Linked DNA regions of Homo sapiens: region 2 is linked to region 1. Evidence: chromatin loops called from intact Hi-C (ENCODE). Cell type or tissue: HepG2. All regions are shown on one strand. Links, peaks and the distances in the headings refer to the core of each region. The heading gives the core; the rest is flanking DNA. Region 1 overlaps SLC25A13 (solute carrier family 25 member 13). Region 2 overlaps SLC25A13 (solute carrier family 25 member 13).

What was found. A loop is a pair of places that touch in the nucleus more often than their neighbours do. Peaks named below come from ENCODE experiments on the same cell type or tissue, not always from the same donor. Only the 100,000 strongest peaks of a DNase experiment are listed, where the experiment ranks them.
Region 2: it touches region 1 in a loop (2.3-fold over the local background); 3 of 110 quality-filtered maps call a loop at or near these places.

Annotation. Positions count from the first base shown.
Region 1 is chr7:96,246,914-96,262,893 of GRCh38, forward strand. All of the region lies in intron 3 of SLC25A13 (solute carrier family 25 member 13), which reads right to left. Among named protein-coding and RNA genes, the nearest start is that of MIR591, 35 kb to the left of the region's middle. RefSeq lists an enhancer at 1-1,876. In HepG2, for the core only: no CTCF peak of the experiment used is centred there; no DNase peak of the experiment used is centred there.
Region 2 is chr7:96,297,667-96,313,646 of GRCh38, forward strand. The region is part of intron 1 of SLC25A13 (solute carrier family 25 member 13); the gene reads right to left. Among named protein-coding and RNA genes, the nearest start is that of SLC25A13, 16 kb to the right of the region's middle. In HepG2, for the core only: no CTCF peak of the experiment used is centred there; DNase peaks (open chromatin) are centred at 3,055 and 5,645; H3K4me3 peaks cover 625 bases.

The DNA of each region.
Region 1 (15,980 bases), core at 4,148-12,147:
ATTAAACCAGCTATTTTCTTCTTATTGTATTTTTGCTTCTTAAATAGTAGAGTCTACAAGTGATTCCCAACAGACTTGTTCCAACAACAATGACGTATTCATTTACTTCTATTATGACCATACAATACAGTAACTGAGCAGTAATTTTTCACAGTCAATTACATGTGTGGTTCTTTATGCTTAAAGATGCTGAAATAATGTGTACTATAGAGCCATATGCCCGAATCTCTAGTCTGCCAGAGGCAGTTGCCTGGGTAACACATTTTCTCTCCGGTTTAGCATAACCCTTCACTGAATATCATTAGGTGTCATTAAATAGCAAACATTAACATGAACTTCAATATACTACTTAGATAGAGTCATTTTACCCATGTAAACAAGTGTTCCATCATTTATCTAAGCTTAAAATAGATTATGATTTTCTGTATTTAAGACCATAAAAAAGAAAAAAAAAGTGCCCATGTGTTGATTTCAGATTGAATTTGCAGAAATTTCTGATGACGTAAGAGAACTCAGACCAAGTTTCAGAATAACATTTCATAATATTATGGTCATAATATTCAATGTAAGCAAAGAAAGATTAGGCTTTAAAATGTACTCGATCCTATAAAATAATTCCATCAATTGTATCTCAGATGAAAGATTATTGTACCCTCTTTAATAAGGACTAGGGAGAATGCACTCAAATTCGGCAACAAAATGAACTTAAAGAATAAGGTGCTTAAAAATCAAGGTATATAGGAATAAATACAAAGTATGGGATCCATTGTGCATTATCTAAAATTTTTTTACAGCTTTATTGACATATAATTGACAAAAATTGTATACATTTAAAGTGTACAATGTGTTATTTTTATATACATATACATTGAAAAATGATTATCACAATCAAGCTAATTAACACATGCACCACATAGTTGTCTCATATAGTTAAAATATTTTAAATGTTCAAAATTTAATGAAGTACTATATGGTTTAGATGTGGCAATATATAGTTTATACAGGGTGTTCTAGAGCAATGTCTGCATTGAGAGTAGCAGCTGGGAAAAAAAAAAAAAAAAGAAAGAGTAGCCGCTGTCTCAAATACTCTCCATCAGCCTACACCACCCCAAACAAGCATCCACATCTAAGAAAAACAATGTGCTTTTTCTACAGTCTCAACAGTCCTAATCCTATTACCACTCCCAAACCAAGGAATTATGATGTTTCTGAGATACATCATAATTTCAGATGAACCTAAATTCAGCCTATAAGCAATCACAGCTTTTCCTCTATCATCCACATTACAAAGGGGCTCCAAATTGTCAATGTTAATTTTAAAGGACACATATAAAAAGAAAATGAATCATCAAATGGCACTACTACCCGAATTTATTTTCTTACCACTCCTAGTATAGGAGAAGGGTAGATTCTAAAATCCTGGCAGCAAGGGCAGGGGGACTCATAGAAGTTCAGGGGCAGCATCAAAGCTGTCCACAGTCAACTTAGAATAACAAAAGAGAGAGGGTGGCCAAGAATAAATGAGTTCTTCTTGGTTATGGGGAATGAGATTCCAGATACTACTACGATGATGAAGTGGAATTTTTTTTCTTTTTCTTGCACCTGTTTCCTAATGCAAAATAAGAAAGAAACAGCCACACAAAATGGTGCAACTTGGACTTAGGTACCATGCTCCTACCTCCACTGCTCCAAAAATATTCATCTGTTTGCAAAAGTAAATAGAACCTCAATCACGAGTTCAGTCTGGGGGCTGGGAAGTAGTTAGCAGGAAAAAAATTATTTGGTTTTAATTGTATATTCCATTTTGGTTTCAGCACTCTGTTTTGAATGAATGTTTCTATGAGGCAAATTATAAGAAACAAATTGACAGCAAGGATAAATAAATCTTTAAGCAAAATATTTTCAAGATATACTGCTATCAGGAGAAATTAAATTGCATCTCTGACACCTCCATGACAATTCACATTCTGAATGATTAAGACATTCTACAATTTCAAATAAAATTTTAAGAAATTAAAACTAAATTGTATAAACGGTAGTGACTGGGAAAAGTAGCCTAATACCTTATGAAATGTTACAAATAAGAATTAAAATAAAAAGTGATTTCTAAAGCTGGGCACAATTGCACGTGCCTCTGTTCTCAGCTGCTCGGAAGGCTAACGTGGGAGGGTCGCTTGAGCCCAGGAGTTTGAGACCAGCCTGGGCAACGGAGTGAGCTCTCATGTCCATTTTTTGTAAAAAAGACAAAAAGTAATTTCTGCTTACAATATGCTGATTAAGTAGCATTTCTAGATTTTACTCCAAATCCACAGTAAACAGAATACTACTATTCCCACCTCTATTCCCAATACAGATTAAAATTTTACTACATGAACATAATTTGCTTGCTTAAAAACTGGCGCAAGATCTGGTAAAGAAAAAGACATACACATCTTTCATATTTAGTCATGTTTTGTTATACAAATAGCCACACCAAAATACAATGAATTCACCTATTAACACAGGCCACCTGTGAATATAGATTTTCTGAAAATAACCAAAGGAGTTTATTATGACTGTTTGAGCCCATTCTATTTAGGTTCATATTTTATTTTGCTCATGGAAGAACCTATATAAATGCTGAAAAGCAGTTAAGAAAAATTTTCTGTCCCAATTGATCTGGCATGTTTCCCCATTCTATGCCATCCTATCTCTGCACTTCTTACCAAGTTCTATGTCTAAAGGTCTCCTAACAATTTCAAGCTTTTTTAAAACGCAGGCCATTACAACACAGAACAGTAATTGTAAAAGATCATCAAAATTAGAAACTGTTGGGAGTACTTTATATTTTTGCAAGAGGAAATTAAGCTACACAACTTTTGAGACTCTCTTGCATTTTCTTGGTATAAGTATTGCAGAAAAGCAACATCAATATTTTAATGCTTTTTCCTTCAGAAATTGGTTACTGTTTTATTTCTTAACTTAGCAAAAAAAAAAAAAAAAACTCTAGGCCAGGCATGGTGGCTCACGCCTGTAATCCCAGCACCTTGGGAGGCTAAGGCGGGCGGATCATCTGAGATCAGGAGTTCGAGACTAACCTAGCCAACATGGTGAACCCCATCTCTACCAAAAATATAAAAATTAGCCAGGTGTGGTGACACACGCCTGTGATCCCAGCTAATCAGGAGGCTGAGTGAGGCAGGAGAATTGTTTGAACCCAGGAGGCGGAGGTTGCAGTGAGCTGAGATCACACCACTGCACTCCAGCCTGGGTGATAAAGTGAGACTCTGTCTCAAAAAAAGAAAAAAAACTCTAGAAGAAAGTACTGAATCAGAAAATCATAAGGCAAGAGAAGGTGGGTTTCAATATGAATTACATGTTCAGCTAAATCCTTAGGGGCTTTCAGGGTTTTGCCCAAGTAGATGCAATATCCTCAGTGAATCTAAAAAGTTATATTCTAAATAACTTGAAGAATAATGTGAACAGCCAAAATTCACTAAAAGAGCAGCGACATGGCTGTCTTTACTTAACTCTACGGCAGAAGGCAGTTAACTTACCAGACCATAAGACATAAATGAGCGAGGACATGCCGAATGGTTGGAATCCACCAACACTTTGGGACATGAGTCCAGTCCCTTGTAAGGATGCTGAAGAATGGGGCAGGATTCTCAAAAATATGAGAATCTAATCCTATATATAGGTGGTTTTTTCAACACAAAGAATTCCTCAGAAAAAGTTTACAAAAACTAGAACAACCCCAAAATACTGTGGAAGCAGTCTACTTGGGGAGGAGAAAAGTGAAGACAGGAGAAGAAAAAAGATTTGCTAAAAGTTTTAGACCTGTTACAAAAAAAAAAAAAGAGGCTCCATAAAATATTACAGTGGTCCTGGGAGAAAAATGACAGCAGAGATTTTAACATGTAAAAATTCAAAGAAGGAACCATAGAGAGAAATCTAAGAATCCCACCTCTTCTGGATAATACCTCACATGTGCATGGAACATTATGTGTTCAATCCATTCAAATTAGACAAATACTTATGGAGTGCTACTATGTGCCAGCCACGTTCTAGGATCTGCTGACTCAGCAGTGAACTAAACAGACAAAAATCCCTGCTTTCGTGGAGCTTACAGTCAAGTGTGTGGGAAAGAGGAGGAGACAAAAAAAAAATTAATGAAACCCACATGTATTATACAAGATAACCACCATGAGAAAGCCCTAAAGGAAGTGAGTGAGATTCTTAGGGGAAGTGCCTTACAGAAGGAAGAGGAAGTACAAGGCCTCTAGGTGGGACCAAGCACGGCAAGCACGGTGTGTTCAAGGTGCGGCAAGAAGACCAATGTCACCAGAACAAAGTAATTAAGGGAAAGAGCAGCAGATGAAGTGAGGGGCTGGGGAGGTAACGTAAGGAGAGAGTACCACAAGGCCTTGTTGGCCACGAGAAGGGCTTTGGCTTTTACTCTGAGTGAAAATGGAGAGCCATAAAGGATTGTGAGCCAGAGAGTGACATAATCCAACTCAGATTTTAACAGAATCACTCTGGCTGCACAAGAAGATTTGGTGAGAAGTTATTACAATAATCCAGGTGAGAGATGGTCATGCCTGCGTCTGGTTATGGAGTAACATCCTCCATAATGCTGAGCAGAATTTTTAAAAAGTAAATCAAGTAAAATGCAGGGTCACATCATTGGGTGTTGAATCACTCAGTGGGAATGATTCTACAGAACTGGCCAACTGGAAGCCACACACCAATCACCAGTTGCATTGCATCTGAATTTGCATTGATATGGAGTGAACTGATTGAGTCGTACTATTTTCTTTTCTATTTTTTTGCTTTACTTAATAAACTGTTCTTGAAACTGTACTTGGAAAGAAAATAAAAGTGAAGCAGACCTGCAGGGGTGTGTACATTTACTATCTTACTGCCCATTTGAAGCATCTTCACTAGCAGTTGGTGTAGCACCATCTTTGCTATTTTGGGTATAGACTGAATGTGGGCTGTGTGTTGGAAACCAACCTGATGAGTCTTTACTAAGCACTTCTTATTGGACACCCTGGTCAGAGAGCCTCAAGTCATCAATCCTTCACAGATGAATACAGCAGTTATGAACTACAGTTGGAAACGTCTTTATATTTTTTTTCTATATGACTTTATGAAACAAGACCAAAAACAGAGCTTGTCTTAGAGTTTGCCTTTGAATCTTTTTTTATTTGGGGACTTGAGTCCAGACTTATTTACTGGGTCTCTTTCTTGGTCAACTTTCCAGCATCTTCCTTTTTTTGTATTATCCTTGCTGGTATCATGAAGCCTGAACAGCAGTTGCTGCTACTGTCACCTTTCCAAGAAATTGGGCAGAGGGAGTACTGACGATACATATACTGATAGTGAGGCCAACTAGACTGGATGTAAGATTTGAAGGGAGGTGTGAAAGAAAAGAAGGAAGCAAGGATGTCCCTAGAGTTTGGGGCCTGAGCAACTGCAAGACAGAATCTACTGAGCAAGCAATAGGAAAGAATGCTTGGAGAGAGAAGGCTCAGGAGCCTAGGTCAGGACATGTGACATTTGAGGGGCCTATTAGGTACGCAAATGGACTCTCACAGAAGCAGCAGGGAGGAGAGGGCTGAAGACATAAAAGTAGAAGTTATGAAGTATTTAGCACCATGAGATGGGACAAGATCACCCAAAAAGTAGTTAGGAAAAACTAGAGATGTGAGAACCAGTGAGGTCTGAGGGATGCAAGGGAACATGGTATAATGAACGTGAAGTGAGTATTGCAAAAAGGGGTAAGAGGCAAGTGTGTTAACCTGAGAACTAATATTATCATTGGATTCTGCTTTGAAGATCGTAACAAGGGCAGATTAGAGCATAGTAGAGCAGCAGAGGAAACTTGGGGAGAGTGGATTCAAGAATGAATGGGCAGGCTGGGCACGGTGGGTCACACCTGTAATCCCAGCACTTTGGGAGGCAGAGGTGGGTGGATCACTTGAGGCTAGGAGTTTGAGACCAGCCTGGACAACATGGTGAAACCCTGTCTCTACTAAAAATACAAAAATTATCTGGGCATGGTGCCATGCTCCTGTTATTCCAGCTACCCAGGAGGCTGAGGCAGAAGAATCGCTTGAACCCGGGAGGCGGAGGTTGCAGTGAGCTGAGATCATGCCACTGCACTCCAGCCTGGCTAACAGAGCAAGGCTCCATCTCAAAAAAGAATCAATGGGCAGAGGAATTAATTGTAAGGGCCAGAACAGACAGTGCTTTTGATGAGTGTTGCAGAAAGAAGAGAAATGGGGCAGAATCTGAAGAGGAAAGTGCAATTATGAGGAGTTTTTCTTCACATGGAAGGTCTGTTTGCCACCAGGAAAGATGCCAGGAATTGGGGAAGAAAAGTAGGAGGTGAGGAAAGGAATAAGAGAGGGAAGGAATGAGAGGAGAGAGGAATGTTGAAACAGTATCTGCAGGTAAATTGAGAAGGGAAAGCTAACTAAACTTCCCTGGAGTTTATTTCACTGGGTGACAACACAAGCATTCACCGAGCAAGTAACAACCCCATTTAATCAGATGAGAAAACAGGCTCACATGGGATAGGTCACTTGTCTAAGATCCCACAGATTTTAAAAGACATAGTAAAATGTGTTTTTTTGACTGCTATCAGTGATCCTTTCACTCTATAATGCTTTTCCCATGCAAAAGACCCATTGTTATCAGGACAGCAGTTAGCAGGAGCAATAAGAGTGACTCTATAACATCGAAGCCCTTTCCTGTATGAGTGGACAGGGAAGCAGACAGCATAGGAAGTGTTTGGTGCAGGGAATGCAGAACATAGGAGCAAGTGAGACGGTATTCTGAGAGTAAAGTTCATCTCATCATTAGGGTTTGTCCATTGCTCTTTGACAACAGCCCTAAAATGGTTTGGGAAAAGATCCTGATGAGCCAAATAATGTAAACCTTAAAAGCACTGGTCTGTAAACTTTAACAGATATTGGAATAAACTGGAAAAATAATTATAAATGTATATGCTTACACTATGCAGCCATAAAAAGGAATGAGGAAGATTTCTTTACATATTTATAGAATTATCTTCAAAACACACGACTAAGAGATAAAAGCAACTGTGTGTGTGTGCTGTATGTGTGTGTGCGCATGTCTGTCTGTCTGTCTGTCTTCCCTGGAGACAAACATTATACAAATGCTGTGATGGTTAATTTTATGTGTTACCTCGATAGCAACATGTGGTAGTCAGATTAAACATTATTTCTGAGTGTGTCTGTATGGGTGTTTCTGGATGAGATTTGCATGTAAATAGGCAGTCTGGGTAAAGCAGATTGCCCTCCCAATGTGGTAGGCAACATCCAATCCACTGAGGTCCTGAATAAACCAAAAAGGTGGAGAAAGGGATAACTTGCTTTCTCCACCTGAGTGTTAGAGCTGGAACATGGATCTACTCCTGCTCTCAGACTGGGAAGTACACCATTGGCTCCCTGGTTCTCAGGTCTTTAGACTCAAACTGAATTACACCATTGGCTTTCCCAGATCTCCAGCTTGCAGACAGCTGATACTGGGAATTCTCAGCCTCCACAGTCATGTGAGACAAGTCCTTATAATAAATGTCTTCATTTATTATTTACATGTACATTTACATGTGTATTTGTCTCTCTTTATATAAATATACATATATACCCACATATGTGTGTGTATATATACCCTATTGGATCTGTTTCATGAGCAAACCCTAGTACACATGCACATATACTACATATATACACACACATACACACTCCCTCAAAGGAGCGTATATATAGTATATAGAGTTGATAGAGCTGCCTTTTGGATACGAATGGGGAAGGAAAGATGAACACAAATACACATATAAATTTACTTATATTTGGGGAAAAAATACCCTGTGGGAGGAGAAACCAAAAAACTAATACAAAAAAGAATGACCTATAAAAAGGAAGGAAGAGTCAGGGTGAAAAGGACGGGCATGTTAAGACAGACTTCCCTGAGCATACCTTCCTTCTGTTGTATAGTTTTGATTTGGGAAACATATGTTTTACATACTCAAAAATTAAATTAAGTTGAAAATAAAAAAGACAATCCCTAAAAATTGAAAATAAACTGAAAAAATGAACCTCCCTATATATATATTAAGTTGGTGGCAAAACCACACAGAATTAAATGAATTCTTTCCAATAACTTTAGAATACAGTATTTTAACTATATATACTTTGTGGAACACAGTCTAAGTACAACAGAACTAAAAAGAAATCTTAAACTTCATTCAGTATCTAATTGTTGGCAGCAATAAAGGTGTTACTATTTTGGATATATCCTACACATGGCAAATATGTAATACTGTGAATGTTGCTGGTAACCAGGATTTTCAATGAAAGAGCGGAGATAGAAAAATCAAAACAATAAAATTACTTTGGATTTAACTGTGTCAATTTATCTTTACATTTGAAATATCAGCATGAATGGAAAATTTTTTCTCTAATGAATTGAAAAGGCATCAGCTAGGTGCGGTAGCTCACACTTGTAGTTCCAGCACTTTGGGAGGCCAATGTGGCGGGATCATTTGAGCCCAGAAGTTTAAGACCAGCCTGGGAAACACAGGGAAACCCCATCTTTACAAAAAATTTAAAAATTTAGCCAGCCATGGTGGTGTGTGCTTGTGGTCCCAGCAACTCCGGAGGCTGAGGCAGGAGGACCACTTGAGCCCAGGCGGTTGAGGCTGCATTGAGCCATGATTGTACCACTACACTTCAGCCTGGACAACAGGGCAAAACCCTAACTCAAAATAATAATAATAAATAAAGAGAAGAGAAAAACAAAAGGTCTCAAAGTAGTGACAACTCAAAAGAAGGAAACATACCTAATCCCCAGATTGTGGTCTATAAATACAACTGCCTACTAAAAAGAAGGGCTCCAGAAAGAAAGGTCGGATTACCCACAAAGGGAAGCCCATCAGACTAACAGTGAATCTCTCTGCAGAAACCTTAAAAGCCAGAAGAGAGTAGGGGCCAATATTCAACATTCTTAAAGAAAATAATTTTCAACCCAGAATTTCATATCCAGCCAAACTAAGCTTCATAAGTGAAGGAGAAATAAAATACTTTACAGACAAGCAAATTCTGAGGGATATCGTCACCACCAGGCCGGCCTTACAAGAACTCCTGAAGGAAGCACTAAATATAGAAAGGAAAAACTGGTACTAGCCACTGCAAAAACAAACCAAAATGTAAAAACCATCGACACTATGAAGAAACTGCATCAACTAATGGGCAAAATAAATGGCAAGCATCATAATGACAGGATCAAATTCACACATAACAATATTAACCTTAAACGGGCTAAATGCCCCAATTCAAAGGCACAGACTGGCAAATGGGATAAAGAGTCAAGACCCGTCGGTGTGCTATATTCAGGTGACCCATCTCACATGCAAAGACACACAGGCTCAAAATAAAGGGATGGAGGAATATTTGCCAAGCAAATGGAAAGCAAAAAAAAGGCAGGGGGTGCAATCCTAGTCTCTGATAAAACAGACTTTAAACCAACAGAGATCCAAAAAGACAAAGAAGGGCATTATATAATGATAAAGGGATCAATCCGACAAGAAGAGCTAGCTATCCTAAATACATATGGAGCCCATACAGGAGTACCCAGATTCATAAAGCAAGTTCTTAGAGACCTACAAAGAGACTCAGACTCCCACACAATAATAGTGGGAGACTTTAACACCCCACTGTCCATATTAGACAGATCAAAGAGACAGAAAATTAACAAGGATATTCAGAACTTGAAGTCAGCTCTGTACCAAGCAGAACTAATAGACAGCTATAGAACTCTCCACCCCAAATCAAAAGAATATACCTTCTTCTCAGCACCACATAGCACTTATTCTAAAATCGACCACATAATTGGAAGTAAAACACTCCTCAGCAAATGTAAAAGAATGGAAATCAAAACAGTCTCTCAGACCACAGTGCAATCAAAGTAGAACTCAGGATCAAGAAATTCACTCAAAACCACACAACTACATGGAAACTGAACAACCTGCTCCTGAATGACTACTGGGTAAATAACAAAATTAAGGCAGAAATAAATAAGTTCTTTGAAACAAATGAGAACAAAGACACAACGTACCAGAATCTCTGGGGCACAGCTAAAGCAGTGTTTAGAGGGAAATTTATAGCACTAAATGCCCATAGGAAAAGGCGGGAAAGATCTAAAATTGACACTCCATCACAATTAAAAGAACTAGAGAAGCAAGAGCAAACACATTCGAAAGCTAGCAGAAGACAAGAAATAACTAAGATCAGAGCAGAACTGAAGGAGACACAGACACAAAATACCCTTCAAAAAAAATCAATGAATCCAGGAGCTGGTTTTTTGAAAAGATTAACCAAATAGATAGACCACTAGCCAGACTAATAAAGAAGAAAAGAGAGAAGAATCAAATAGATGCAATAAAAAATGAAAAAGGGGAGATCACCACTGATCCCACAGAAATACAAACTACCATCAGAGAATATTATAAACACTTCCACACAAATAAACTAGAAAATCTAGAAGAAATGGATAAATTCCTGGACACATACATCCTCCCAAGACTAAATTAGGAAGAAGTTGAATCCCTGAATAGATCAATAACAAGTTCTGAAATTGAGGCAGTAATTAATAGCCTACTAACCAAAAAAAGTCCAGGACCAGATGGATTCACAGCCAAATTCTACCAGAGGTACAAAGAGGAGCTGGTACCATTCCTTCTGAAACTATTCCAAACAATAGAAAAAGAGGGACTCCTCCCTAACTCATTTTATGAGGCTAGCATCATCCTAATACCAAAATCTGGCAGAGACACAACAAAAAAAGAAAATTGCAGGCCAATATCCCTGATGAACATTTATATGAAAATCCTCAATAAAATACTGGCAAACCAAATCCAGCTGCACATTAAAAAGCTTATCTACTATAATCAAGTCGGCTTCATCCCTGGGATGCAAGGCTGGTTCAACATACGTGATAATCAATAAACGTAATTCATCACATAAACAGAACCAATGACAAAAACCACATGATTAGCTCAATAGATGCAGAAAAGGCCTTTGATAAAATTCAACATCCCTTCATGGTAAAAACACTCAATAAACCAGGTATTCATGGAACGTATCTCAAAAAGAATAAGAGCTATTTACGACAAACGGACAGCCAATATCATACTAAATGGGCAAAAACTGGAAGCATTCCCTTTGAAAACCAGCACAAGACAAGGATGCCCTCTCTCACCACTCCTATTCAAAATAGTATTGGAAGTTCTGGCCAGGGCAATCAGGCAAGAGAAAGAAATAAAGGGTATTTAAATGGAAGAGAGGAAGTCAAATGATCTCTGTTTGCACATGACATGATTGCATATTTAGAAAACCCCATCGTCTCAGCCCAAAACCTCCTTAAGCTGATAAGCAACTTCAGCAATGTCTCAGGATACAAAATTCTTGTGCAAAAATCACAAACATGCCTATACACCAATAAAAGACAGAGAGCCAGATCATGAGCAAACTCCCATTCACAATTGCTACAAAAAGAATAAAATACCTAGGAATACAACTTACAAGGGATGTGAAGGACCTCTTCAAGGAGAACTACAAACCGCTGCTCAAGAAAATAAGAGAGGACACAAACAAATGGAAAAACATTCCATGCCCATGGATAGGAAGAATCAATATCGTGAAAATGGCCACACTGACCAAAGTAATTTATAGATTCAATGCTATTCCCATCAAACTACCATTGACTTCCTTCACAGAATTAGAAAAAACTACTTTAAATTTCACATGGAAACAAAAAAGAGCCCGTATAGCCAACACAATCCTAAGCAACAAGAACAAAGCTGGAGGCATCATGCTACCTGACTTCAAACTACACTATAAGGCTGCAGTAACCAAAACAGCATGGTACTAGTACCAAAACAGATATATAGACCAATGGGACAGAATAGAAGCCTCAGAAATAACACCACACATCTACAACCATCTGATCTTTGACAAACCTGACAAAAACAAGAAACGGGGAAAGGATTCTCTATTTAATAAATGGTGTTGGGAAAACTGGCTAACCATATGCAGAAAACTGAAACTGGATCCCTTCCTTACACTGTATACAAAAATTAACTCAGGATGGTAAAGATTTAAATGTAAGATATAAAACCATAAAAACCCTAGAAGAAAACCTAGGCAATACCATTCAGACATAGGCATATGCAAAGACTTCATGATTAAAATACCAAAAGCAATGGCAACAAAAGCCAAAATTGACAAATGGGATCTAATTAAACTAAAGAGCTTCTGCACAGCGAAAGAAACTATCATCAGAGTGAACAGGCAACCTACAGAATGGGAGAAAAATTTTGCAATTTATCCATCTGACAAAGGACTAACATCCAGAATCTACAAGGAACTTAAATATATTTACAAGATAAAAACAACCCCATCAAAAAGTGGGTAAAGATATGAACAGACACTTCTGAAAAAAAGACATTTATCATCCAACAAACATATGAAAAAAAGCTCATCATCACTGGTCATTAGAGAAATGGAAATCAACACCACAGTGAGATACCATCTCACGCCAGTTAGAATGGAGATTATTAAAAGTCAGGAAACAACAGATGCTGGAGAGGATGTGGAGAAATAGGAACGCTTTTACATTGCTGGTGGGAGTGTAAATCACTTCAACCATTGTGGAAGTCAGTGTGGTGATTCCTCAAGAATCTAGAACTAGAAATACCATTTGACCTAGCAATCTCATTACTGGGTATATACCCAAAGGATTACAAATCATTCTGCTATAAAAACACATGCACACGTATGTTTATGGCAGTACTATTCACAATAGCAGACTTGGAACCAACCTAAATGCTCGTCAATGACAGACTGGATAAAGAAAATGTGGCATATATACACCATAGAATACTATGCAGCCACAAGAAAGAATGAGTTCATGTCCTTTGCAGGGACATGGATGAAGATGGAAACCACCATTCTCAGCAAACTAACATAGGAACAGCAAACCAAACACCGCATGTTCGCACTCATAAGTGGTAGTCGAACAATGAGAACATATGCGCACAAGGAGGGAAACATCACACACTGGGGCCTGTCGGGGGGTGGGGAGCAAGGGGAGGGATAGCATTAGGAGAAATACCTAATGTAGATGCTGGGTTGATGGGTGCAGCAAACCACCATGGCACATGTATACCTATGTAATAAACCTGCACGTTCTGCACATGTATCCCAGAACTTAAAATATAATAATAATTAAAAAAGGGGGAGATTCAAGCAGAGCAACTGATTCCAGGTTCAGGGCAGGAAATATATAAAATAACAACCTATTTTGCCAGAAACAAGGAAGCTACCAAAAATCAATGGATCATATCAAAAAGGACAAAAGAGATAATATAAAAGGGTTCCTACTGGCCAAAGATGAGATATTGCAATTAAAACACAAACATATAAAAACCTGTAAGTTCATAATAATCAATACAAAAAAGACCCCAATTCCCCCACCCTACAAAACACAACTCACTGAAGTTACAACAGCACCAACTCCTTATGCTGAGAATTGGCTCAGACCAAATAAGTAATTACATTGACTCTCATCTCTAAGCATACATCTCACAGCCTGCCTCTCTAATTGCATGTTTAACAGGGAGGTCAATATTCTAATGTCCTAAAGAACTCTTAATTTTGCTTCCAAACCTACTCTTCCCCCAACATTCCCTATCTCATTTGCTTATATCGCCATTCCCCATATTTCATATCTAATCCATCAATAAAATCCCAAATCCAACCACTTCTTACCATTCAACTCTAGTCTTGCCATCACCTTTTACACAGATTACTGCAGCACAGTCCTAATTTCCCTTTCTTCCACTGTCACCCACTTCATCCCATTCTCTCAAATCAGCCAGGCAAAACCTTTCAAAATGTAATGCAGATCATGCTATTCCCATGCTCAAAACCCTCCAATGACTTCTACTACTCTCAAAATACAATTCTACAACATCTACATAACCTGGCCCTGGGATACATTTTATACTTCTTTCACTCTCCTATCAACCCTCTCTACTAGCTGGTCTCTTTGCTGCTTCTCAAACATGCCAAGCACCCTCCCCTCTCAGGCTCTTTGCACCTGTTATCCCCTCTATTCTTCTCTATTGAGAAGGCTCAATCCCTAGGGTCTCCCATGGCTTACTCCTTCATTCAAGTCTTTGCCCAAATGTCACTTTTCAGAGAGATCTTCCCTGACCACTTTATCGACCATAGCACTTTAATAAATATAACAACCTACCTCTATATCATCTATATATATCTTTTGTTTACATTATCTGTTTGCTATATAAAAGCACACTGTTTAGAACAGTGCCTGGCACATAGTTGGTGTCAATATATATTTGTTAAATGAGTTACCAAATCTGAAATTAATCTATATTTTTCAAGTATCAAGGTTGTCTCAGATTTGTAGCAGAAGGCCATTTTACCTTACCATATATCATTTATTTCAGACTAAGTTACTCTAAAATTTCTGACAATTAAGTTCTTTCATCAGTTATCTTCTTTCACCTTTTGCTTATTCCAGACTGAAGATCTCAAAACCTTTACATCAGATTGCAAGAGAAGTCTTACTTTACTCTCAAAAACCTTCATTAAAATCTCTGAATCTCACTGTATTTACTAGGAAGCAACTCACTGACAATCATGGCACAATTATGCCACAATCAATGGGAAAGTTGGGTACTATATCTCCTAACATTTTTGTCTTAGTCCATTTTATGCTTCTAGAACAGAATTACCTGAGACTGAGTAATTCATTTTAAAAATTTACTTCCTCACTGTTGTGGGATTTGGAAGTCCAAGATCAAGGCACTGACATTGAGGGCTTTCTTGCTGGGTTGTCCCATGATGGAAGGCATCACATGGGCAAGGGAAAGAGACGGGGAAGAGGACCAACTCATCCTTTGATAAGAAACCCACTCCTGAGATAAAGAACCCACTCCCACATACCACATGCCTGCGATAAAAGCATTAATATGTTCATCTCTTAAAGGTCCCCACTTCCCAACACCGTTGCAATAGACTAAGTTTCCAACACATGAACTTTCAGGACACATTCAAACTATAGCAGTTTTGCTTCATGAATTCCTCATAGCTCAGTACAAGACTGTTTTAATTTAAGCAACTCCACATCCTGTACCTCTAATTCTGACAGTGGTAAAGAAGCAGATTCTCAAGTAGCTAGGAAACAGAGCTTACATTTGATTTCCTTTCCTTTAAAATTTTAGATTTATGTTTTAAACACCTACAGTCTAGATCAAGCAAATCAAACAATTAATCCAGCTTATCTTTCTACACTAACACCAAACAAAGAAAGAGGAAAGAACAGTATTTGCTCTTTCAGGCATTCACTAAGCAGCATCATATGCTGGGAAGAATATGGAAGAACTGTTGGTATTAAGTTGGCCCAGTAACGATACTTATTCTTATTCTGAGAATATGATACGCAATGGTAACTCAAGGTTCAATATAAGAACAGTAAAAAGGGAAAAGTGTTCCAAAAACTACTCCTCAGTTTAAAAAAAAAGAGTAAGAGGTAAGCAAGGCCAGTTTTTCATAAGTGTGGGTATGGGTGACGAAGAGCCTCTCATGGAGGTTTTATATTCACCTTATGTTGGCCAAATATGAGGGCTAAATGACTAGTCTCAAGGGCAAAGAATCTTGCAAAGGCCATCAGAACTTCTAAGCAAAGACATAAGCAAAGTTCTCGTGCAAAGCTCAATTTTAAATATTCTTCTCTATGCATAGAAAGTTTCATGGTAGAGCAGATTGAGCACAAGCCAGAAAGAACTGGGTCGAAATGCTAGTTCCACCACTCATTAGCTATATGACTTTGAGCAAATTATTTAACCTCTCTAATTCTCCACCTCCCTTTATAATATGGGCAGT
Region 2 (15,980 bases), core at 1,217-9,216, 48 kb after region 1:
TAGGGAAATCATATTAACTCAAGGGAGTTACTTCTCACAGTTTCACCATGAACAGGCATGTATACCTCACTACCTGGGCATGCCAAAGAACCTCTCCTCCTCTCCTCAGTTTTTAATTAATAAATCATAGGTCTCCAAAGGTATGATATTATTCTACATATTTTAGAAATACAAGTGGCTGTGGTTATCTTTGAAGAGCAAAAATTGACAGATTAGCTCAGAATGGGTGTTGTGCTTAATTCTGCAGGCCACAAAGTCCAAAAACATTGCTGGGGAAAAGCAAGACAAACTTCAACATGGCTTCCTCAGGCCAACACAAAAGAGCCCTTATGTGGAACCAAACAGTGGGTTTATTCAATGTCCCAACACCCAATCCTCCTAGCAAAAAACATCATGAGACTGGGTTCCCACCAAGCACAGAGCCACCCCATGATGAAGCCAAGGAGAGGTTCCTGGAACCACCCAACACTGGACCCATGTTGCTATCCACAGGGAAACTTATGCAAATTGTCCTAAATCCCTTCTGTGAGCTAGTGAAGGCTGTTCTGAGATCTTTGGACAATGAGTTCTCTGTCTCTAAATATGGAACTGCCTGAGCTCCTAGGCTCTCCACTGTCAGGAATAATTTTATTAACTAATCACTAGAATGGGAGTAGTCTTTCTGAAACCAGATGGTTGGTCACCTTGTTTCCCAAAGCAAGACTGATAACTCTTCATTTCAGCTGAGTGCTTGTAACCACCAAGGCTATTCATAAGAATTTGTAATACTTTTTTTTTTTTCTTTGAGATGGAGTTTCACTCTTGTTGCCCAGGCTGGAGTGCAATGATGCAGTCTTAGCTCACTGCAACCTCAGCCTCCCAGGTTCAAACGATTCTCCTGCCTCAGCCTCCCAAGTAGTTGGGATTATAGGCATGCACCACCATGCCCGGCTAATTTTTTATTTTTAGTACAGATGGGGTTTTACCATGTTGGCCAGGCTGGTCTCCAACTCGTGACCTTAGGTGATCTGCCCGCCTCAGACTCCCAAAACGCTGGGATTACAGGCATGAGCCACTGTGCCCAGCCATGAATTTTTAATCTTTTTAAAAATCCTGAATTAGTAAGTGTTCTCTGCTGTTCAATAGAGGAGAAGAAAATGTACTGCTAGTTAACCTAAGATGAATGACTCTGCTGCCCTAAAAGCTTCAGAGAGGACTCCCTCCTCTCAGGTCTCTATTCTGAGAAAGGTAGGGTAGGACGAACACAAGAGAAGATGGGACAGCATAAAATGCCCCCATCCTCCACTTTAAGAGCAGAAAAATCTCCTCCTTGATGGTAAGAGTCCCACATCTCATGGAAGTACATAACACTTTTTTCAAAAGCATATGGTACCCTAAGTTCTTAACTGTTTTCCTCTTAAAAGCAAAATAAATTTTCCACAAAATGAAGTATTCTTCGTAATTCTAAAATAGAATTAATTCTTTATGCCATGAACTTTGTAAGGTCTTGCCTGGGCAATGCTATTTCAGAGTGAACCTCCCCTGCCCTCAATTTTCATAGCACATTTCTGCTTAAGGATCCTGAAATGTATATTCAGTGCTCCCCATCAGAACTACACCTCAAAGGGGGAAAAAAAGTGTTCACTTTGTAACCTTCTCAGGGTCTAGGGCAGAGAACACAAATCAAAACAAAGACAGAGAATGACCCAACACTTATAAGGCATGTTGCCTAACATTTACAGTTTTCTAAGCAAGACTATTATCTCGTTGGATTCTCACTGCAAATCAGTCAGATAAGATGGATATTACTGCCCTAATTTTACAGAAGAGGAAACCAAAGCTCAGAAAGCATCAATTATTTCCCCCAAAAAGTCAGATTAAGTGCCAATCTGTGCTGACATTTCTAAATGTTTTCTGAGCTGAGATCAGATCCCAAATATTCCATCTCTTACCGTAGTGGCCTTCCTACAGACCCACATTACAGGCAGCTTCAAAGTGTTGATAACTTGCATTAGCTGGCAATATAATACAGTCATGCATCACTTAACAACAGGATAACATTCTGAAAAATGCATTGTTAAGTGATTTCATCATTGTGTGAACATCATATAGTGTACTTATACAAACCTAGATGGTGTAGCCTACTACATACCTAGGCAAATGAGATAGCCTATTGCTCCTAGGCTACAAATCTATACAGCATGTTCCTATACTGATTACTGTAGGCAACTGTAAAACAAGTATCTAAACATAGAAAAGGTGTGGTAAAAATATGGTTTTAAAAGATAAAAAGTGGAACACCTGTACAGGGCAGCTCCACTATAATTTATGGAGCCACCATCATATATGCAGTCCTTCATTGATGAAAACATCCTTATGTGGTACATAACTGCAATATAGTACAAGCCTAAAAATCAAAACTCTCCCAATTTCTCCTAACAGTGTGTAGTGTCTGTCCAATGCTGTGATTAAGGACATGATCTTACAGGAATGGTGGCTCATACCTATAATCCCAGCACTTTGGGAGGCCAAGGTGGGAGGATCACTTGAGCCCTGGAGTTTGAGATTAGCCTGGGCAACATAGTGACACCCCATCTTCATTAAAAAAAAAGAACATGGCCTTAGTGTCAGATCATCCTCAAATAGGGAGCAGGACCAACCTCATAAACTCACTGGCCATGTGACTTGGAGGCCCTGACCTCTCAGCCTCACTTTCCTCATTTATAAAATGGGGAGTCCTAGACAGCTAGAAAAGTAATATGAGATAATTACACAAAGTGCTTAGCACCAAAAGGGCCACACAGTTAAAGTGCTCAATAAATGGTATCTATTACTATTTGTATTATTTATCCAAAGATGTTTATGTTCTACCATGTTTACTCCTTAAGAAATCTAAATGATGGGTAAACTGGCTCATAATTTAGAAGGGATAAATTAGCAAAAGAGAAGAGAAACTCATGGGTCTTCAAACACACTCACCAAACCACTAAATAAACATTGTGGCCATCCTAACTGATAATTGTCTCAGCTACCCTACCCCCAACCCAGAGTTCCAGGTACAGCAAATGGTTAATGATCACCACAAGATTTCTCTGAGGCCCACTAAAATTTGGCTCAGGTCCTGGTACATTCTATTTAAGGATAGATAAGTATGGTTCAACAGGGGATGGATTCAGAAAAATTACTACCAGCCTCCTGGGCCTCATCTCTATAGTAATTCCATCTATTATTCACCAGTCAAATGCTGTGTGGCTGTTCGGAATTTCCATTTATACTGCTACCTCCCATTCCTATCTTCTTGTTTTAAGTGTCATTTGCTATGAATGAAGAACACTTACACAACTTAATTGAAGACAATGCAAAGTTACCATGAGATGTACCAGTTTTTTAAAGGTGTATTTCAATGAATTCTACCTGGTGGCAAAACCAATACCCAGGAAGTTCTATGAGCTGGAAAAAGGAAGCCACAGAAATGTAGCCACCCTTTTAAAGTCAATTCAGAACAGCTGTCCAGCATGCATACTTTGCATCACATAAGCTTGGGATTATTAGACTTAGTTCATTCTTGGGCTTTAGAAGCCTGGAATTATTAGACTTCGTTCATTCTTGGGGTTTAGAAGAGTCATCAAACTTTAGATTGTTTCCAGAAGGCTTACTTTCACTGTTACATTTTTTTCTCATATATTAATAGCATGCAAATATTTACAGCTACTATTGTTATAACTGCCTGATTTTCTTTATGATTCTTCTTCTGAATTTGCATTTGTAAGAATGGATTCCAACATTAAAACAAAAATTTTATATCAAGAATTTTAAATCAAGTAACTGGTTTTCAAACATACAGAGTAATTCACTAAGAAGAAAGGGGTCCTTTACAGATTACTATGAAATATTATTTGCTAACAAGATAAAGAATTTTGTTGAAATTTGATAACATTTTACTCTGATTCCAAATTTAAGGGAAAAAGAGAGGGTTTTGGTGTTTTGTTTTTTTTTTTTTTAGTTGGGGGTCTCATTGTGTCACTCAGGCTGGAGTGCAGTGGTGCGATCATGGCTTACTGCAGCCTCACACTCCTGGGCTCAAGCAATCCTCCCACCTCAGCCTCCTGAGTAGCTGAGGCTAAATGCATGTGTCACCAGGCCCCACTAATTTTTTAATTTTTTTGTAGAGACAGTCTCACTATGTTGCTCAAGCTAGTCTCAAACTCCTGGCCTCAAGTGATCCTTCCATCTTGGCCTCCCAAAGTGCTGGGTTTACAAGCATGAGCCACCATGCCTGGCCCAGAAAGTGGCAATGTTGGAACAGAAAAACTCTATGCATAGTTTCTTCCATAAACTGGGAAAAGTCTATCATTATTTAAATTTAGTATGGAAATTTCAGGTCGATTCAATGAGTCTATGCTCCACAGGAGCAAAATTTGAGAATCACTGAATATGTAAAACTTTTTGACAAGATAAACACTGGTTATAATTGTGTAAGTCATCAATAGCGTTTGCAAAACACATACTAGGTAGGTACATCCTAGAAATAAAAAGAAAAACAATAACACAATTTCAAGAACTGGTGTTTTTAAAAAGGCAGGGGGTAGGGGAGAACATGGCAAGAAGAATACAAAAGTCATCTTTCAGGACAAATGAATTCACTCTCCTAATATGAGTTAGAGCAGCCATAGGTAGGGGGTCACCAGAAAATTCCTACCTGTAGGAATATTTTTTAAACAGACTTTCTTACAAGGGAATCAAGCCACAGTTGCAGGCTCATTACTTTAACAAATCACAGTGGTATAGAATGGTGTATTCAAAATAGTTGTCAGATCTAAGAGAGGATGGTGGGGAAGAATATAAGAAAACCTACACGAAAATAAGAAATGCTAATTTGAAAAATAAAATGCAAAGAAAAGCAAAGCTCTCCTCTTTCACTGGGAGGCTGTAGAGATGTGAGACCACCATCTCTGTGAGGGCACCTTACTCCTCAGATCAACCCCAACTCTGGCAAAGATCAGGAAACAAAGTAGATTCTCTGGAAGTGCTGAATATAGAATAAAGTCTTTCAGGTCAGTAAAAATCTGACATTTACAATGAAAATAGGCAACTCTCTTCAGACCAATGGTTCTCAAAGTGTGGAGACCATCAGCATCACCTGGGAACTTTTAAAAATACAAATTATCACACCCATCCCAGACCCAAAGAATCAGAAACTGGGTGAGGCCCAGCAATCCCCTATGATTTAACAAGCCCTCCAGGTGACCCTGATGCAGTTAAAGTTTAAGAACCACAGCTTTAGATAATGTCCAATTTTAATGTACGGATTATAAGATGTAGGTTCTCAGTCCTCGCTGCATATTCAAGTCCCCTGAGGTGCTTTTAGGTTTTACAAAACCCAAACCATACCAAAGGTCAATCAAATGAAAATTTCTAGAATGGATATCTTTAGAGCTCCCTCAAGAAATTACCATGTGTGGGTGGACTGAGAACAACTGCGTTAGGACCCGAGGCCCAACCTCAGCTGCTACGTCACCAACTGTACAGCACAGCCCTTCCTCAGCAATACTTCCCCAGTCACCCTCCCAAACCTGAAACATCTGAAAGCCAAGACAAGCACAGACTTACACTGAAAATTCTACTATCATAAAGTAAATATTTGCCTTAGATAAGAACTACAAACTCAAAGAGGTAGCTCATCAAAAGCAAGCTTCTGGGTGTGTGTGTGGGTGGGTGGGTGTAAATAAGCATGCAGTGACAAGCAGGAAACGGAGAGAGAAGGAGAAACAGTCCTGCATAGTCTTTTGAACCTGAGGAAATAGTGCAGTAGATGGCCCTGAATCCCAAAGAAAAGTATTCTTGGGTGTAACCTAACCACTTAGAAGCAGGGGCCCACCCTCCTTCTTTATCTTCCTATACTAAAGACACTAGAAGGCTGAAACTACAATTCCCAGACTCCCTTGCTGCTATGCGGCCTATGTGCCATCAATTAGATGAAATTGAGTGAGATTTGGCAAATGTTTGGGAGTTGGGGGGCACCTTCTGCTGTTTCTGCCAAGCACGCACCATTGCTGGAAGTGTCTAGTTTTCCTGTGGCAACCTCCTGCCCTCCCATGTCAGTGGCCACATGGTCCTGAAACACTCTCCACTTGGCAGGCAGCATTGTGACTGCACAGGAGGTCACTGCTGTCTTGGTGGCCTGCTCTGCTTGAGACTCTAGACGTCATTCTTTAGAGCTCAACCTCAAGTCTGTTTCTTTACCTTCCCAACAAATTGTGTAAGCCATTTAATATCCTGTAATAAATCTCTCTCTGCTTAAACCAGCTAGAGTAGATTCTGTTCTCTGCGAGTGAGCCCTGACTGATACAATCAGTAATTGCAAAAGAAAGTTTGGAATTCCCTAAAACCACAGTTACCATTAACTTGAGAAGAAGAAAAAGGTATCTCAAACTTAAGAAAATAATTTTTTATTGAAACCACTGAGTCACTCATCCTTCATCCTACAGTTTCCCTACGACCTAATAAATGAAGAGCAGTCATTATGGGAAAAGTTACTGAAATATAAATTAGTACAAAGACAAGATGCCCTGTTAAGCATTCTTCAAACCACAACATTTCTATGTAATCAGCTGGCAAAACTTCATTTCACTCAACAGTTGACTTATAAAGTATCAGACACCACAAATGTTAACCCACTGGGTAATTACATCAGCGAGTCATTTCAGAGGCACTAGAGATGTTTATCAGAAGGATTCAGTAGGTTGTGATGTATGTTAGATTTCACTCTGCTCTGTTGTAGAACATAAACTAGAAAGCCATCATCATTAAAATTCTGATATTAAGAGGCAGAGTATAACAGTTAAGAATGAATGGTGGTGTTTTAGCTGGGTTCTGTTATGCCAAAAGAGCCTGAAACATACTAGTTCTGGATTTTACTATTATTGTTATTAAGCTGACCTCTACCTGCTAGATGGGAGTAGCAACCCCTTCCCCAACAAGCTGCAACAACCAAGAAACTGTCTCCAGAGGTTGCTAAAAGAAATCCTCTTGGGGGCCAAACTACCCCACCCCCCAGCTAACAACCACTCCTTAGATGGTGATGCTCTACTTGCTCATCCATGCAACACAATCACCTATGGGAAAGCTGCAGTGTACTAGGCCCAGCGCCAGGCACCGAGGAGAAAACACCCAATAAATCAGAAACCCTGCCCCAAGCAGGGAAAGCTGACTTATCGACAAGTGGTTGGTACAAAATGTATGATGATACATGCTATCATAAGGCAGAGTGGCAGGAGAATTAATACACTAATTCTGCTAAAGTTGAGGGTCACAGAGGCAGTCTTTGGAGCCGGATCACTTATTATTAATTATAACGATAACAATGACCAGCTAACTTTTACTGGGTCCTTAACTCTATGCCAGGCATTATGCTAATGGCTTTTTATCTTATTTCATTTATATACTGTATCATTAAAACTCTTTAAGGGGAAGAGTGAGTAATATCCCCACTTTTCAAATAAAGAAGCTGAGGTACTAAAGAGTCTTAAATGAATACCAGTAGATCACACAGCCAGAAATGACCCCTGAGCTCAGGTTATTTAGACACTAATTATAATACCTGAAGGATATTCCCAGAGTTTAGCAAGCAAAAAGGGGGACTTTAAAGCTACCTTTAAGAATGGAGACACTGGACAACATTGTAATTGTAACCAATTTAAAATAAATTCTTTTTAATTTGGCATTATGATTCATAAATGCCCATGGCTCAGTAGAAGGCAGAAATGCCTAGTGCAGAATATTATTCTCCAGTATTTTATGCTGAATTCAGTCTCAATTTTTGTAAGCATCAAGGTTACAGTATAATTAGGAACCAGCTGCAATTGTAATTACCACGCCCAATATAATTTGTTACATATTAGCAAGTGTCAAATTACTACTGCTCCTTAAATGAATAAAAACTGATTGTGCTATTCTGAAGACTGGGGCTATGTTCCTGATGGGGAACAAAGGAATATAAAAAGTATATGACGTATTTATAAAGTGCTGAAAAGCTCTACTTAGGAGATCACAAGTTGCTGAAGCCCAGATAATGCCATAAAAAGTTAAACACTTCTGAGAGAGAAAAGCTAATTTAATAAATACAGAGGAAGAGGAAGCCAAAAATGAAAGGACAATAAAGAAGTTGCTTCCATTAAATATGCCTTACCTGTCCAAATTCCTGCTATCAACCTCATCTAACTGAAGCACGTCAAGAACCAGAAGGAAGCAAAAAGGAAAAGGAAAGGGGCTCTCTGCACAGCTGGAGGCTCATCTCAAAGACGACACACCATCTCACTTGAGTGAGCCCTCCTGGGCCCTATTCCACAGCCCACAGCTTTTGACATGACTCTAATGCTTTGCAAACATTAGCTTACTGACACTCTCAACAGCCCTGAGGAGTAGACACCGTTATGTCCATTTTACAGATGAGGAAACTGAGGCACAGAGAGGTTGAGTAACTTCCCCAAGTCACACAGTTAGCAAGTGGCAGAGCCCTAATTTGATTGCAAATCTATGATTTCAGCCATTATGTGACACTGTCCTTCAGAGGAAAAGAAAGCACAGTATTGAGCAGGCAAGAGAATCCAGAGATCAAAAGAAAATTAGGACACAAGAGTCTGATTTCTGAGCATCCCCCAGTCTGACCTTCAGGGCAAGGGCAGGGAGCTTCCCATTTCAGATACACCTGTGGTTATGACAGCCCAGTGCTTCTGGCCCTCCTTGCTGTTCCCGGTTCTCCTCCCTTCTCCCAACCTTCTTACTGGTGTAAGAATAGAGAGCCTTGGGCCTGTGTGGCCAGACTTCTGACCTCTTGGGCAACTGCAGGATGGAGACTGCTTGCCTTTTGAGCCTCAGCTCTCTTCCTCTTGTTCTCCTACGATGGGAGTACAGCAGCCAAACGGTAGAGAGCCTTGGGCCTATGTGGCCAGACTTCTGACCTCTTGGGCAACTGCAGGATGGAGACTGATTGCCTTTTGAGCCTCAGCTCTCTTCCTCTTCTTCTCCTAGGATGGGAGTACAGCAGCCAAACGGTGAGCTTAGTCCCATCCACTTCCATCTTCTCTTTTGTGCCCTTCATCCCTCTGCATTTTGTTCTTTTTGCCCTCTGATACCTCCTAGTGCCCTATCATCTCTACCCCCAGGGACTCAGGAGATCATGCAGCAGAAGCAGAAAAAGGCAAACGAGAAGAAGGAGGAACCCAAGTAGCTTTGTGGCTTCACTCCAATCTCTCTTGCCCTTCACTTGTGTGCCTGGAGCCAGTCCCACCACACTCGCATTTCCTCCTGTAGTGACCACAGGTCCCAGCACCGATGGCTTCCCTTTGCCATGAGTCTGCGGTGGGTCCCTTTTGTACTTCCTTCCCCTCAGGTAGCCTCTCTCCCTATGGGCCACTCCTGGGGTGAGGGGGTTAGCCCTTCCCAGTGTTTTTTATTCCTGTGGGGCTTAAAAGTATAAAGGTAGCTTTGTAATTTAAAAAAAAAAATAAAGAAAATTAAGACACATCAGTTGTAATGCATGAACCTTATATACATCACAATTCAACAACTATTTAAAAAATTTTAAGACAATACGGGAAATGTGTACAATGTGTACAGAACACCTATTTGAAGATATTGAAGAATTATTATAATTTTTTAAAGTATAATAATGATATTGTGATTGTGCTTTGAAGAAATCTTGTTTAGAGATACATAAAATATTTACAGATAGGATGGCTGAGTTTGCTTTGAAAAACATATGGGGATGAATTAGCCAGGCATGGTGGCATGTGCCTGTAGTCCCAACTACTCAGGAGGCTGAGGTGGGAGGACTGTTGGTTGAGACCGCAGTGAGCCATAATCGCGCCACTGCACGCCAGCCTGGGTGACAGAGCAACATCCTGTCTCCAAAAACAAAAATTTAATTAAAAAAAAAAAAGTAGGGATGGAAGGAGGAAAGAGGGCATGGCATAAATGAAACAATATTGAGGACATAAATTGATGATTACTACTGGCTAGATAGGGAGATGAGGGTTAATTATACTATTCCAGTTTTGCACTTTTTGGGAAATTTCCATAATGAGAAGTTTAAAAAATGATGCTGTTCTTTCAAGGACTAAGTCAAATGCCTCTTCCTCCAGGATTCTCCAACCAGATTCCCCTCATAGAATGTTTCCTATTTCATGAGCTTTGCAATGGAACATTTAAATCTGACTCCACTGCGGCCGGGCGCAGTGGCTCACGCCTGTAATCCCAGCACTTTGGGAGGCTGAGGTGGGTGGATCACCTGAGGTCAGGAGTTCAAGACCAGCCTGACCACCACGGAGAAACTCAGTCTCTACTAAAAATACAAAAATTTAGCCGGGCACGGTGGCACATGCCTGTAATCCCGGCTATTCGGGAGGCTGAGGTAGGAGAATCACTTGAACCAGGGTTCAAGAGGTTGCAGTGAGCCAAGATCGTGCCACTGCACTCTAGCCTGGGCAACAAGAGCGAAACTCCATCTCCAAAAAAAAAAAAAAAAAAAATCTGACTCCACTGTTAACCAGCAGCATGACCTCTTGTTTTCTCATCTGCTAAAAGTAAGAGAATAGAGAATAACAATTGAATGAAAACAGCACAACTTGAGACAATCTAGCAGCGCCTTGCTTCCCAGTTACTCTTCATATTCAGAGCAGCCTAGCTGATTGAGGCAGCAGCAGATACCTGACCCCTGTGGGGAGGTGATCTTGGCTTTCTGAACTAATCAGATTTCCTCTGAAGGCTGAACCAGCAGATTCAGGCTGAATTAGCAGCAGGTCTCTCTAGCTGATGATGTGGCACTAGTGAAGGGTCACGAACTCCTGGGGTTGAGCAACAAAAATTAAACTGGCTCCCTACCTTTCATCTTATACCAAAAGAACTACAGCTGGATCAGAGTTAATCTTTAAAAGGAGAGAGAGAGAATTTCAAAAAGTACTAGAAAAACGCACAGGTGGTTTCTTATGTAATGTTAAGTAGGGAAGCTGATTTCAAACATGACAAACTCAGAAGCCATATAATCCAGAAGCCATAAAGAAAAAAATGATAAATATTTGACATAACAATTTAAAAAGTGAATATAAATCAGTTAAACAACAACTGAGAAGAAAAACAACAACAAAATTTGCAATAGATAGGACAAAGGGGCAATGTTCTTCATTTACAAGCGCTCTTAGAACAAATCAATGTGAAAAGGCAAATAAACCAATAGAAAATTGGGCAAAGGTCAAGACCAGGCTCTTCTCAAGTTGCTGTTGGACACCACAAATGGATTAACTGAAATCTTCATGAACCACCATAAAAAAAGAATCTAGGACTGAGCTTTCACTTCTGGAACTGAGCTGGGAGGCAATGAAAAGATGTTGGCATCCTCAAACTCAGAATCAACATCAGCCTGCAATAAAATGAGTGTGTGAATTCTCAGAAGTGAATGAAACTCCTTGCCAGTGAGCACAACAAAGTCAAAGAAGAGACAGGATATCACCCTCTTGTCCTTCAAGCCATCTGATGACCCAGGGTACTACTGAGACTAGCAGGGCTGAAACAGCAGCAATGGAACACATTGTTTGGACCTGCTGGGAATTTTGCCCTCTAATGTACCTGGGCTTTTTTAATCACAAGGGAGAGTTTCTCTAGGTGCCTCCTTTTGAAGCAGCCTTTCTGTAGTCATAGAGATTCATCTACCTTGGGACAGCACAACCCCTGCCAAGGTCTGTTCTGAATTTCTGATTCTCCATGATGTGCTCACCTGGCGATTACCCATGCACAACTCCTCAAGTATTTCCAAATTCTCATCATATTACTTTGTTGGGGGATGGAGAGGATTGAGCAAATGGATTATTAGAAAAAGGTTTACAACAAACCACATACATGCAGCAGAAAATCTCCTTCCCCCTTTACTTTGCCATGTGTTGGCATGCCAAGTAAATGGACAATTCAACCAGCAGTGTCTGAATGCTATGCAACAGTTACTCTGAGGCATATCTGTGTCCAGAGAAGGTCCTTGTCCTCAAGAGTTCAAAATCTAGGAGGAAACAAAATAAATCAGCAGCAAAGATCACTTCCCTTCAGAACCTTGACATCATTATCTCACCCAAGCCATTTTTAAATGATTCAATAACTGTTATGGGCTGAACTGTGTCCCCCACACCTAATTCATATGTTGAAGTTCCAATCCCAGCCCCTCGGAAGATGACTGGCCATATATGAAGATAGGGTCTTTGAAAAGGTTATTAAGTTAAAATGAGATGATGAAGGGGACCCTAATCCAATAAGACTGGTGTCCTTATACGAAGAGGAAATTAGGATACAGACAGAGAAGGAACCACATGAAGACACCCATCTACAAGCCAAGGAGAGAAGGCCTCAGGAGAAACCAAACTTGCTGGGGTCTCCATCTCAGACTTTTAACTTCCAGAACTGTGAAAAAATAAATTTCTGCTGTTTAAGCCATCCAGTCTCTAGTACTTTGTTATGGCAGCCCTAGCAAACTAATACAATATCTTTTAATATGGTCCCCATATTCCAGCTGTTTCGATTCTTTTCTTTATTTGTTTTTAACCCAGGCTCAAGCATTGTATTTGGTCATCAGGTCTCTTTGGGAGTTTCCTTTATTCCAGCCTTCTTCATTCATAACACTGACATTTTTGAAGTCAAGCCAGAGGTCTTGCAGCATGTCCTACTTTCTGGATTTGTCTGATTGTTTCCTCACGATTAGATCCAGATTAAATATTTTTGGCAAGAACATTTTTAGGTTCATGTTGTATACTTCCCAATGCATAATATCAGTCGGTAACATAATGCTAGTTTATCCCATTTGCTGATGATCACTTGGTTGAAGCAGATTTCTCCATTGTAAAGGTACTTTTTCCCCTCTGTAAACAGCAAGTAATTTACTAGGAGATGCATTCAGACAATGGGAATTCCAACAGTCTTTTACTGAAAGGCTTCAGCATCCAATGATGATCCATGCCTGAATCAATTATTACTTGCAGGTGGCAAAGTCAATTTTTTTTCCTTTTTCTAATTCTAGCATAGCTTCTACCTTTATTAGCTAGCATTCTTCAGTAAAGAAACTTTATCAGTCTATTCTCCAACTCACTTTGGCTCCTTTTAGGGAGCAATAATTATCACTCATTATGTTGTGTTGGATTTTTTTAATTCCATGTGTTACAATCCCTTTCCAATTGATTTGTCTTCATTGTGGTAAAATATACATACCATAAAGTTTACCATTGTAACCATTTTTAAGTATACAATTCAGTGGCATTAAGTACATTCACAATGTTCTACATCACCATTACCCATTTCATCATCCCAAACATAAACTCTAAACCCATTAATATCCAATTGAATTTTAATTGCCATTATTTTTTATAACAATGATATATACTCATATATAGACATACATACATACATAATATGCATACATACACACAAGAGTGTGTATTTAAATAATGAAAATCACTTTTAACTCAATGTACCAGGAAGGGCAAATGTTAATATTTAAAGTTAGCTAATTAAAACCATTATGCAAAAAGCTGGTGGACTTAAGATAACAACATCTGAAACCACTGACCAAAACGTAACATCACAAGAAACAACCAAGAATTAGGTGCTTCCTCATGTGAGTACCCAGTACCAAGTACCCAGCAATGTGATGGGAAGCTCTAAGCACCATCTAGGAAGTATTCTAGCCAAAACCAAAAAAGACTCTAACTTGATCAAGCTTTTAGATTAAACTGTCACTTGCAGGAAATACTGAGGCCAAGCAACACCACAAAGACGTAATCAGCAAAGTCCAAATTGTGGGAAATTACAGGAAAGACGACCCAATTCCCTCATCAAATAAACTGCAAGGAAACAACCAAAAAGGGGGCAGGAAAACCTATAGATTAACAAGATTTAAAAGACGTATCAACCAGCCATGTGTGGACTATATCTGAATATTGATTAGAACAAACCAACTATAAAAACTGTAATCTTAGGACATGGGTTTTAGCATTCCTACAGGGACTTCAAGAAATGGGAAAATAGAACCACAACCCCTTCTGAAAACTGAAGAGAAGAACTCAGACAAATATATATATATCTGCCCACCAATACAGAGAAATGAAAAGAAGTATTTCTTTCTGACAAAGGCTAAAAAAAAAGAAACATTTCTGTCTCTGACTGACCTCTATGTTAAACAAACAAATAAACAGGCTCTCTTTTATCCTGCTACCCTGTTGCCATAGCTTTATGGCAAGAAATATGAACAGAGGTTGTTATGTCCCGTTCACAAACTGCTGTGAAGAATATGAAAATCGAATGAGTCTGGGGTAATACTGGGAAAGTACTAAATTAAAAGTATTGAAAATGCAGCCAAGACCAAGGAGATTTTAGCTGGCTAAAGAGTTTAAATTTTATTCTGCAGGCAACAGAAGCCACACTGCATAGCAAGATAAATTAAAGAGGGCAATGCAGCACACTGGTTATGTGCTTGGGCTCTGGAGCCAGGCTGCCTGTGTTGAAATCATAGCTCTCCTATTTACAAGCCATGTGATCTTGGGCAAGTTATGTAATCTCTCTGTACCTCAAAGAACTTAACTACTCTGTACAAATGAGTTTCTCGATGTATATTATGAAGGTGAGAGCACTTACATGTCATAGGATTGTTATGAAGATTGCATTAGTAGATATAAAGTGCTTGGAACAGTGTCCGGCTTTTACAAGTGTTATATAAACATATGCTAATATTATTATTATTATTTGCATAACCTTTTTGAGCCTTAGGTTTCTTTATCTGACAAATGAGGTTATCAACACGTTCCCTGCTACCTTGTAGATGATTATAAAGATCAAATAATGAAGCTTGGGTCTTTATATTATCTGGTTATATTAATCCCTGAAGACTTTGAGCTTCTTGAAAACAAATCTAGTAGCTTACCTGTTTTTGGAATCCCAGCACAGTGTAGGCACTGACAAACAGTCGTCGTCACTTATGCCCTTGAATGCACTTTTTAAAGCTGCTAAGTACTGTACCCATGAACACGGTAGTGCTATTATCATGGCAACAAGAGCCAATCTTAGAAAAGTCCTTTGGCAGTCTGGACAGAATGGAGAGGAAGGTGTAGGGATGAGATCAAAAGCAAGGGGATCAGTGGGAGCTACAGCAATGGTACAGCTACAAAATAAAGAGGCCCTGAATTTGAACAGAGAAGATAGGACATACATGCTCCATGGCCGTAGAAGGGTTTCACTGATCCACCTCTTTTGCCACATCCAATTCAGGCTGATGGTGTCTCTCCTATCTGCCCATAACAGGTACTTAATTGAACTAACTAGAAACTTTATCAGGAAAGTGAAGCTGCAGGATGAAGTCAGGAATGACCAAAAAGATGGATTCAGTTATAAGAACTGGTGAGTTCTAGGTCAGCAGAGTTTGAAATATCTTTGAGACAGACAAGTTGAGTCTTCCAGCTCAAACTAAACAGCTAAAAGTGCAGGGCTAGAGCTTGAGACAGCCACCCAGGCTGAGGAGTGTTAAGGAGCCAATACCCATTAAGGGGGCAGGTAGTGCGGCAGGAACTGGAGGGAGGAGACAATCTCAGGCACAGCCTTGGGGGACACTAACCTTCCAGGTGTCCAGGCAGAATGAAGAGAAGCCCACAAGGCACAGCACTATTCACAGTAGCAAAGACAGGAAACCAACCTAGGTGCCCATCAATGGTGAATTGCATAAAGAAAATGTGGTATATATCCACCGTGGAATACCTTGCAGATATAAAAAGAACAAAATCATGTCCTTTGCAACAACATGGATGCAGCTGGAGGCTATGATCCTAAGTGAATTAATGCAGGAACAGAAAACCAAATATCACATGTTCTCACTTATAAGTGGGAGCTAAACAATGGGTACTCATGGACATAAAGATGGCAACAATAGACACTGGGGACTACTAGAGGGAGGAGGGAGGGGAACAAGGGTTGAAAAACTA